Regions from separate parts of the Homo sapiens genome. Here region 1 is linked to region 2. A link is an interaction called in ENCODE POLR2A ChIA-PET data of the cell type or tissue named here. Cell type or tissue: OCI-LY7. All regions are shown on one strand. Region 1 overlaps LAMA3 (laminin subunit alpha 3). Region 2 overlaps LAMA3 (laminin subunit alpha 3).

Region 1 (5,000 bases), 71 kb after region 2:
TTTAGTTTCTGCAAAATATTGGAAATGATTTAATCTAAACTTTTTGTAGGCCACATATCAAGATGTCCTAAATTTAGATCAGCACCAACTGCAACTGCCACTTCCTGCCACTTAGGTCATGCTCTGATACCTACAGTGAGCTGTACATCCGGCTTCTTTTCCAGAAGAACCATGTCGCCAGGCAAGCCAAAGGACTTGGCTTGGTAAGTGAGGTAACCACCATATGAAGAAACCTAAAATGGAATTAATAGCATCAATAGCACAAGCATTAAAAGAGATGATGTCAACATCAACCCGCATGAAAAGCACTTAGGCACACAAGGTGTGGAAAGAAACACACTCGACCTGGTAACAAGGGTTGTATCTAGGAGGTGGGGTTGAGGATGGTATTTTTTCTACTTTATGCTATTTTTAATGTCATTTGAAATGTTTAGCATGAACATGATTGAGTTTTACAAGCAAGAAGATACCTTTATTAAAAGGAAAAATATGGCTGGGTGTAGTAGCTCATGCCTATAATCCCACACTTTGGGAAGCCGAGGCAGAAGGATCACTTGAGGTCAGGAATTAGGGACCAGCCAGGGCAATACAGCGAGACCCTGTCTCTACAAAAATATTTAAAAATTAGTCAGGTGTGGTGGTGCACACCTGTAGTCCCAGTTACTCAGGAAGCTGAGGTGGAAAGATCGCTTGAGCCCAGGAGTTTGAGGCTGCAGTGAGCTATTATTGTACCACTGCAGTGCAGCTTGGGCAACAGGGCAAGACCCTGTCTCTTTTAAAAAAAAAAAAAAATGAAAGAAAGAAAAGAAAGAAAGTAAGAAAAATAATAGTCGTGTTCCTTTTTTTTTCTAGATGATTACTAAACCAAAATGTTTATTTAATCCACAACTATTCTAGGAAATCTAGGCCATTGGTTTCTTTTTTAACTGAGAGAACTGGATAATATCTATCAGTCACAAAATAACCTCTAAAAATAAATTTTCTCCAAAAACAATTCTCCTGAAAGCAGATGGTGAACATTTCCCAAATTATTGTGAGTTCTGCTGTGTACAGTAGCCATGGCTGACAACTCCAGCAGGTGCACAGACCTCTCAATGTCCCACAAGCAGCATGATGGTGGTGAGGACATGGAGTGAATGGTCAGTTTTCTGACAGCTACTTCACACCTTGGGTCCTGACACCTCCCATCCTTTAAGTAAAACACAATCAAGAAGGAAGAAGTGACAGAAGGATGAAAATCACAGGCAAGGTCACCTCTGATTAGACAGAACAAAATAACCTATAGGAAAATGCCAACAACTTAGAGCAGGCAGGGGAAAGAAGCCACGCTCTTCTAGGATCCCATTCAACAGAAGCTTTTCCCTAGAGTCTGTAACCTGACAAAGCCTTACAGAGCTTTGATCTTCAAGCCTGGAAGTATTCCAAGGCAATGTCTTGAATTATTATTGTGATTTAAGTATTGCTTTTTTGATGGGCTTAAAGTGGTTTTAAAAACATGGCCACAAATTCTTTGCACTCCTGCCTTCAAGAGGTGGGGCTTAATTCCCCCTCCTCCTTTTTGTTTTGTTTTGTTGAGATGGAGTCTCGCTCTGTCGCCCAGGCTGGAGTCCAATGGCTCGAGCTCAGTTCATTGCAACCTCCGCCTCCCAGGTTCAAATGATTCTCCTGGCTCAGCCTCCTGAGTAGCTGGGACTACAGGCGCCTGCCGCCATGCCCAGCTAATTTTTGTATTTTTAGTAAAAACAGGTGTTTCATCATGTTAGCCAGACTGGTCTCAAACTCCTGACCTCAGATGATCCGCTTGTCTCGGCCTCCCAAAGTGCTGGGATTACAGGCGTGAGCCACCAAATTCCCCTCCCTTTGAGTGTGGGCTGGGCTTAGTGACTTGCTGCTAATGAATAGAATAAAGGAGAAGTGAGGGCATGGCAGTTCTGAAATTAGGTTACAAAAACACTGCAGCTTCTGTCTTGAGCTAGCTCTCTCTCTCTCTCTCTCTTTCTCTCTCTCTCTCTCTCCCCCACCCTGTTACCCACCCCCCATAAGTTGCTTTGGGGGAAGCCAGCTGTCATGTCATGAGGACCCTCAGGTAGCCTATGGAGGGTCTCACGTGATGAGAAATGGAGGCTTCCAGCCCACAGCTAGCCAGAAGCAGAGGCCTGCTAACAGCCATGTGGGTGAGCTTGGAAGCAGATGCTGCAGTCCCAGGGGACTACAGCCCTGGTTGACATCTTGACAGTAACCTAGGAAGACTCTGGGCCATCCCCTCCTGAATTCCTCATCCAAGATAATCATTACTGCTTTAAGCTGCGAAGTGTTGGAGTAATTTGTTACATAGCAATAGATAATCAACACATGGGCCCGTCATATAGCGGTAAAGAGGAGTATTAAGTGAAAGAGAAGTGGGATCATAGAAGAGAGGCAACATTTCCCACACTCAGATGTCAAAACCCACAGTCCTTCACCCAGAAGACAAAGTTAGAGACCTCAGGCCAACAAGGCCCTATTATTTTAGTCTTCCTAATGTGAGAATTTGGCATCCCCTGAGCCAGGCCCTGTGAAATCCACCCGTTAGCAAGTTCCACCCTTGCTAAGAAACATATGTCACCTCATGTTTCCACATGAGGCCTGCATTTCTGTCCTCATAAAATGGATGGAGGTGGCCAGCCTCTGGCATAATAACTCTTGCAGCAAAGGAAGAGCAAGTGGTTTGTAAGTTCCTGAGGAGTGTGTAACTATGTGATTCTACTTAGGAAAGTCGAACTGCCACCAGATCCTGTGTTTCTTTTAATAAGCTTGTGAGTCACTTGTTAGCTTTCGTTTTCCTAACAAAGAGGCTTTCTTCTGCCTTAAAATAAAGAATTCTCAGCATTGGCATTTAAAAGCACGCATGTCCCATTTGCAATAGATAGTATTTAAATGGTTATTTCCCTGGAGGAAAATTCTTTGACATTAGGTAAAAACTGAGAAAAACATTGTGGGTGATTTCCTTTGCTGGTAGCTCATGCATGGCAATGGTGGGGCGCAGTGTGTGCCTGCTCAGCCCCTCACAGCAGGAGGCAGGGTCTCTTCCTCACTTTTAGTTCAGCTCATTTCTGGAACGTTAGTAACCTGAACTGCTGGATGCTTCCTTCCAGATTTCCAGGAAATGATGCTCATGCAGCAATAGCAGAGGCCCACTGAGGGCCCAGAAGAACAGCAGGACATCATTACCTTGTCCCCCAGGTAGGAGGTGGGTGCGACCCAGGACGCGCTGTGGATGGTTGCGGGCAGCTCCTGGAGATCCGCCACCATACTGTTGCTGCCTGGGTTGAAAGAGACAGGGATGTCCACTCTGTCTGCTGTCTCCAGGTGCCAGCCCAGCATATCCACAAACTGGAAAGAGGGAGAGAAGCAAGGGATGGAAACGTCTTGGTCGTGGCATCCCTGGGGTGATGGGTGCATGATGTACTACAGAAAGCTCCACGGGCAGCCTCCTTGCCTCAGAGGCCTCCTTTATGCGTCTACTCCTGCACCTGCCCTCCCGAGCCAGAGCCCCGTCTGACCCATTGCCACTGGGAGTTCTGGGAAGGCAGTGGCCTTACATGTGTGGGATTTATCTTTGTAACCCAGCACACATCATTGTTCTTGACATTTAGTAGGTGATCAATGAGTGTTTGAATAATAAAGAAATAAGTGTATGAATAAAAACTAGGACCATGGCGCATTTAATGGCAAGCTCCTTATAAAGAAAAATGTGATGTGGAATTCAGTGGCCTGCTATTATTATTTTTCTCTAAATGGAGCATCAAAATTAAATCTTTTCCTGGTCACAAAGGAAGCCAGTTAATTTTGAGGTAAAAAAAAAAGAAAGAACTGAGCAAGCATAGGATTGGATTAATGCTTTCTGGTTCCCAGGGGATAAGAGACTTCAGAGCAGATTTACAAAGTATTTTTTTTTTCCAATTACTAGCTACACTCCTTTTAGGAGACAGGCAGTAAAAGATATGAAATAGGCAGGCAGTAAAATATATAAAATAGTATTTTTGGGGCCAGGTGCGGTGGGTCACATCTGTAATCACAGCACTTTGGGAGGCCGAGGTGGGTGGATCACCTGAGGTCAGGAGTTCAAGACCTGTCTGGCCAACATGGTGAAACCTTGTTTCTATTACATATAAAAATTAGCCGGGTGTGGTGGGGCATGCCTGTAATTCCAGCTACTCAGGAGCCTGAGGCAGAAGAATCGCTTGAACCCGGGAGGCAGAGGTTGCAGTGAGCCAAGATCATGCCACTGCACTCCAGCCTGGGTGACAGAGCGACACTCCATCTTAAAAAAAAAAAAAAAAAATCTTTTTTTGAGTACTTGTTGGATATAAGACATGACTCACACAAAGAAGGCAAGCATGAGGTTACTGGTTCATGGAATAATGAAAACAAGAAAAGTTTTAGTTTTATGAAGTTAATTTTAAAAATGCCCAAAGAAGGCCGGGTGTGGTGGCTCACACCTGTAATCCCAGCACTGTGGGAGGCCAAGGTGGGAGGACTGCTTGAGCCCAGGAGTTTGAGACCAGCCTGGGCAGCATGGCAAAACCCTGACTCTACAAAAAATACAAAAATTAACCAGGTGTGGTGGTGCATGCCTGTAGTCCCAGCTACTCAGGAGGCTGAGGCAGGAAGATTGCTTGAGCCCTGGAAGCGAAGGTTGCAATGAGCTGTGATCACACCACTACACTCCAGCCTAGGCAACAGAGACCCTGTCTCAAAAAAAAAAAAAAAAAAAGAAAAGAAAAGTGACCAAAGAAAAGATATGATAAAATAGGTGAGAAGGAAAGCAAAACAGAAAGAAGAGAAGTAAAAATGAGAAGTGAGGGGTGTGATATTGTGACATAACAAGACATCATGAGAGATGCGGATTTGGCTATTACTACCAGTTTCTGGCACAGAGCTCCTAAAACCCTTGTAATTTCCTGAATGATAGGGGTGATAGGAGCATCTTTTGCCATAGTAATTGGTCTTAGTCCACA
Region 2 (5,000 bases):
CCCACTGAGCTCTGAGTGCCTGGGAGAAGAGCACGTTCTTTGTGCTTAAGAGTCTTAAGTTTGAACACTTGGACACAGGAAGGGGAACGTCACACACCAGGGCCTGTAGTGGGGTGGGGGAGGGGGGAGGGATAGCATTAGGAGATATACCTAATGTAAATGACGAGTTAATGGGTGCAGCACACCAACATGACACATGTATACATATGTAACAAACCTGCACGTTGTGCACATGTACCCTAGAACTTAAAGTATAATAAAAAATATATATATATAAAAAGAAAAAATAAAAATAAAAATTTAGTTAATATGGAAAAAAAAGAGTCTTAAGTTTGAATCCTGACTCTACCATTTACTGACAGGATGCTCTTTGGCAACTTTTTTTTTAACCTCTTAGACACTCAATTTCCTGACCTGTAAGGTTGGCATTTGATTCTGCTCTCAGAGGGGTGTGTTGAGAAGGGAGAGAGAGAGCATGAAGTCAGTCTGGTGAGGATGCATGCAGCATGTCTTGCACCCGTGAGTCCCAGCCACATCCTGCCTCCAGCTTTGGGCTTCTGCTTGGGCAGCAACAATATTCACTCAGCTAAATTCGACCCACACTCCAGACCCAGTTCCTGGGGTACCTCCTCCAGAAGAACCCTCCTGATTCCCATGGTAGGAAAATTCCTGCCACACCACTCCTGTAGCATCTTATGCCCTTTCATTTAGGTTTTCATTAGCATGCATAGTAATAATAACTAGCATTTAATGCATACTTACTATGTGCCAGGCACTTTTCTAAGTATTTTGTGTTTATTACTTCATTTAATCCTCACATCAACATCATGAGGTATTACCATTATTTATCTTCATTTACATTGGAGCAAATAGACCCAGAGAGAGGTTTAATAATTGCCCAAGATCACATACCTAATAAATGGTAAAGCCGGATGCAAACCCAGGAAGTCTGACTCCAGAGTCCAGTACTTAACCACTAAGCTGTGCTGTATTCTCTCTGCTACTGGGCAGAGACTAATGTCCTATTCCATCCAAACTGGGGGCTTACGCAAAACAGGGGGAAATGAAAGTGTATTCGCTGACGTTTTCCACATTAATAGCCCCAGTCCCACCCTATCTGCTGAAGCCCACGCAGAGACTCCTGACAGTCTCCCACCAAATTTCTGCACCTGGGTGTCCTGCAGACTCCTGTCACTCAATACACCACAAACTCCATTCTCTTTTCCTCCAAATACGTGTCCTTCTCCTATCTCCATGGAGGGGACATCCCCATTCATCCAATAACCCAGACTGGGTGCCTCAGAATTATTTTAACTCCTGCCTCTCCCTTGTCTTCCCAATTCAATTATTGTCTGAGTCATGTGTATTCTATCCTGTAAATAGATTTGAATCCATTTGCTCTCTCCAGTTCACCATCACTGGGCTAATTTAGTCTCTCAATAACTTTCAGCCTTACAATGAAAAAGTGAATATATGACTTCAATTTTGATGGGGCAATTCTAAAGATGTTCCCATAATGGGAAAATGACAGCCCTTCTGGATTTATGAAGTATATTTCTTCTTAATAGCATAAAACATGTATTTTATTAGGTATTATCTGTTCATGCTCTCCCAAATCATTGTGCAGTGGGGAAATATTGGTAGAGAAGCAGCACGTGGTTGACATTAAGTGGAAAGTGTGTTGAACAGGAGCACATAGCTCTCAAGAGGCCACGGGCTCCTAGGTTGGAACTCCAACTCACCTTCCACCTGTGGGAGCTTGGGCAGAACTGCTTACCTTTCTGCACTGCAGCATAAGGTTATTGAAGGATTTGGTAAGAAAATCCATCTGGAGTGCATAGTGCAGTGCCTGGCAGATCCGAGGTGCCCACTGTTATCCATTAACCATATTAATTGTAACCTCAGACCTGGGAAAGTTACATTGTTGACCTTGAGCAGAGCAAGGAGCTCCTTAAACCCTGATCCTGTGTTCAACTCATCACAATGTTCTGCTCCTCCAAATAAGGAGTTTCATTTCCTCTCAGTCCCTCTGAGTGCTGTACTTCAGAATCACCTGGGGAGCTTCACAAACTACTGAGACACCCACTCCACGAGCATCTAACTTAATTGGGTCAGATGCAGCCTAAGCATTGGGGTGTTAAAGCTCCCCAGGTGTTTCTAGTCTGTAGTCAAGGGTACACCACGTATCTTGTCATAGGAGTTGCATCAGAACAGAGGGGAGGTCTATGGGCAGGAAGAGGAGCATGGCCCTTATATTCTATAGAAAAACATAGGACCTGCTGGGGACACAGCAGAAATGTTAAAACAGCAAGACATCAGCTACAGAAATTAAGAAACCTAAGTCATGGTTCTGTTCTGTGAGTGCAAAACTTGCCAACTTTTCATCAAGATGCGAAATACAAGCTAAAAAGAAAACCATTTTGACATTTTGGTGTGATTCAACTGTTGATAATGCATCAATCCCACTTTATGGACTGGTGAGCTCTCACCCCCTTCCCCAATATCTCCCACAAGGCAGGCTCAGGGGAATCCTCCAGGGAAGAGGGAAACCCAGGGTTAGGTTTGGACACTTACCTGGTTGATACGAAAAGTCTTGGTCTTGTTAAACCTGGTAGAACCTTTAAGCAACATTAGAAAAGGTGGTTTGTTTAAACTGCAGCCTCCCAGGGACACATCTCTCTTGAGAGAGTTACTGGTCAAATCTAGGACTTCAGGACTCAGTGATAACCTGGAAAAAGAGCAGAAATGAAAGATGCTGCCAAACTTGGACATGTCGAGGAAGACCCTCTGGTAGAGAGAGCTCATTTCAAAAAGTACATGTTTTGGGGATGAAGAGGGGTTGGTTAATGGGTACAAAAATGCAGTTAGATAGAAGGAATATGATCTAGTGTTTGGCAGCACAATAGGGTGACTCAAGTTAATGATGATTTATTGTATAATTTAAAATAGCTAGAGGAGAAGATTTGGAATGTTCCCAACACAAAGAAATGATGAATGCTTGAAATGAAGCACATTCCAGTTACCCAGATTTGATCATTACACATTGTAGAACTGTATCAAAATATCACATGTAACCCATAAATGTGTATTAATACAACTGTTATGTATCCATGATTTTTTTAAAAATTACACATTCTTATGGTCATGGTTCCTAGGGAAACTTTCATCTCCTACTTTAATATCACCTCTAGAAGCCGGCGAGGAGCCCAAGAAACCTTTATTGACTTGGGATTGTGGCAGAATTGTGGGAGGGCCGGGATACTATAGTTCTTTCTTTGAAATGGGTGTCATGTGGAAATACGAACGTAAAATATGCACAGAGGGAGAAGATGGGCACTGGATGATACTGAATGATGGTAAATATAAGGAAACTTCAGAGGTGAGTTTATGGAAGGATTTATCTGACTATGAGGAGGAAAGTCTTGGACAAATTTGCTTTATCTCACGATTCTTGTCCAAGCCTTATCATGGCAGTAAGCTGTTGCTAACAACCCCTGGGCCTTCCCCATCCCTCCCACCTCCTGCTCCAATCCCTGAATTAGATGTTCAAGGAAGATGTTTCATCAACCAGGAGGGAAATGAGAACTCTAAGCCTCATCCTGGCCAAGGAGGATGGAGCCCTGATGGGTGGGAGGCTCCCTGTCATGGTAGCCTGAGAATTCCAGCCTGAGATTCATAGCCAGAACCAGGCCCTCTCCTTACCCTGGAGAAGATTTTGCCTCTTATCTAAAAACAATAATTTTGTATCAAAAAAAATATGTAAACACTTGCATGGAAGCCCCAAGAGCTACTCTCTCTCTATTAAATATCACGTTCAACATTGTGGTGATTTGGTTTCCTAGCACAGCACTGGTCCATGCAGTTCCTTGGCCTTGAAAACCGTGGAGAGCTGATTAAATCTAATTGCACAATCTTGATTATAATGCAATAAAATTCCAGTGAATACTTTTCCGGGCCATAATCTGAAGTTAATTTTAATTAGGTCTTTTCCAAGGTTACATGCTAACGCTGCTCCTCCAAAAGGAGGCCGGGCCCAGGAGTTTTTTATGGGTTTTTTAATGGGTGTATCTTGCCAAAGATGGCATTTTGAAAGACTGTGGTATGCGGGTCTCGTGCAGCACATGTTGACAAAGCTGACTTTGTTAACTGGACCAAAGAGATACCCTTCCCATGGGCAGGCCGTTCTCATCAGTTACCCACAAAGAGAGGATCACCTACCTCTGGACAAAAACATTGCTAATACAACCCTCAAAATTGCTCCCGCCCAGACGCAGAGACTGCCGGGAACTTGAAATGTGTTTTAGCCTTTTGCTATTTCTCAGAAGCTGGTCATCGATGAGAAGCCGTAGTCTGAAAGGGAAGAAAAGCAAATCATGGGTGAGAACTGCTGGAAAAAAGGGCCCTTGCCATGTGGCCAACTCACTGTCTAAGACTCAGATTCAATATTTGTTATCTAAAATAACTAGTGAAACTAGACTTTATTTTTAAAGAGCATTACAACTTTTTTCATGTATTTTCTTTTGCACATCACATTTTTATTAAAATGGGTGTATCTTGCCAAAGATGGCGTTTTGAAAGACTGTGTTATGAGAGCCTCATGTACAGAAAGTGCACAGGCTATAAGTGTTCAGCTCAACGAATTTTTGCAACAGAAATACACCAACATTACCAGCACCCAGAAAAAGAAACGGAACAGAGTAGCACCCCAGGTACCCTGTTGTGCATTCCCTTTAACCCTATAGCCTCCCTCCCTCTATCCTGAATTCTGATGGAATGGATTAGTTCTTGCCTGTTTTTGAACTTTGTATAAAGGAAATCATATGAGATGAACTTTTATGTGTGACTCAATGTTTTCCACATTATGTTTGTGAGGGTCATTCATGTCATTACATATAGTTCTAGATCCTTCTTTCTCATTGCTATATAGCATTCCATTTGAATACACCACAATTTATCCATCCAACTGATTTATTTTTAAAATTTTATTTATTTACATTTTA

What was found. Peaks named below come from ENCODE experiments on the same cell type or tissue, not always from the same donor. Only the 100,000 strongest peaks of a DNase experiment are listed, where the experiment ranks them.
Region 1: POLR2A ChIA-PET joins it to region 2 with 6 read pairs; 4 of 35 experiments call an interaction of 5 or more read pairs at or near these places.

What each region holds. Positions count from the first base shown.
Region 1 is chr18:23,860,018-23,865,017 of GRCh38, reverse strand. LAMA3 (laminin subunit alpha 3) reads right to left here. Exons shown (of 75, transcript NM_198129.4): 35 at 3,211-3,372; 36 at 135-233. Among named protein-coding and RNA genes, the nearest start is that of LINC02958, 120 kb to the left of the region's middle. In OCI-LY7, no CTCF peak of the experiment used is centred here; DNase peaks (open chromatin) are centred at 127, 1,541, 1,897, 2,197 and 1 weaker place; H3K4me3 peaks cover 451 bases; H3K27ac peaks cover 3,217 bases.
Region 2 is chr18:23,931,510-23,936,509 of GRCh38, reverse strand. It overlaps LAMA3 (laminin subunit alpha 3), which reads right to left. Exons shown (of 75, transcript NM_198129.4): 66 at 4,219-4,350; 67 at 2,575-2,728. Among named protein-coding and RNA genes, the nearest start is that of LINC02958, 49 kb to the left of the region's middle. In OCI-LY7, no CTCF peak of the experiment used is centred here; DNase peaks (open chromatin) are centred at 489 and 2,089; H3K27ac peaks cover 588 bases.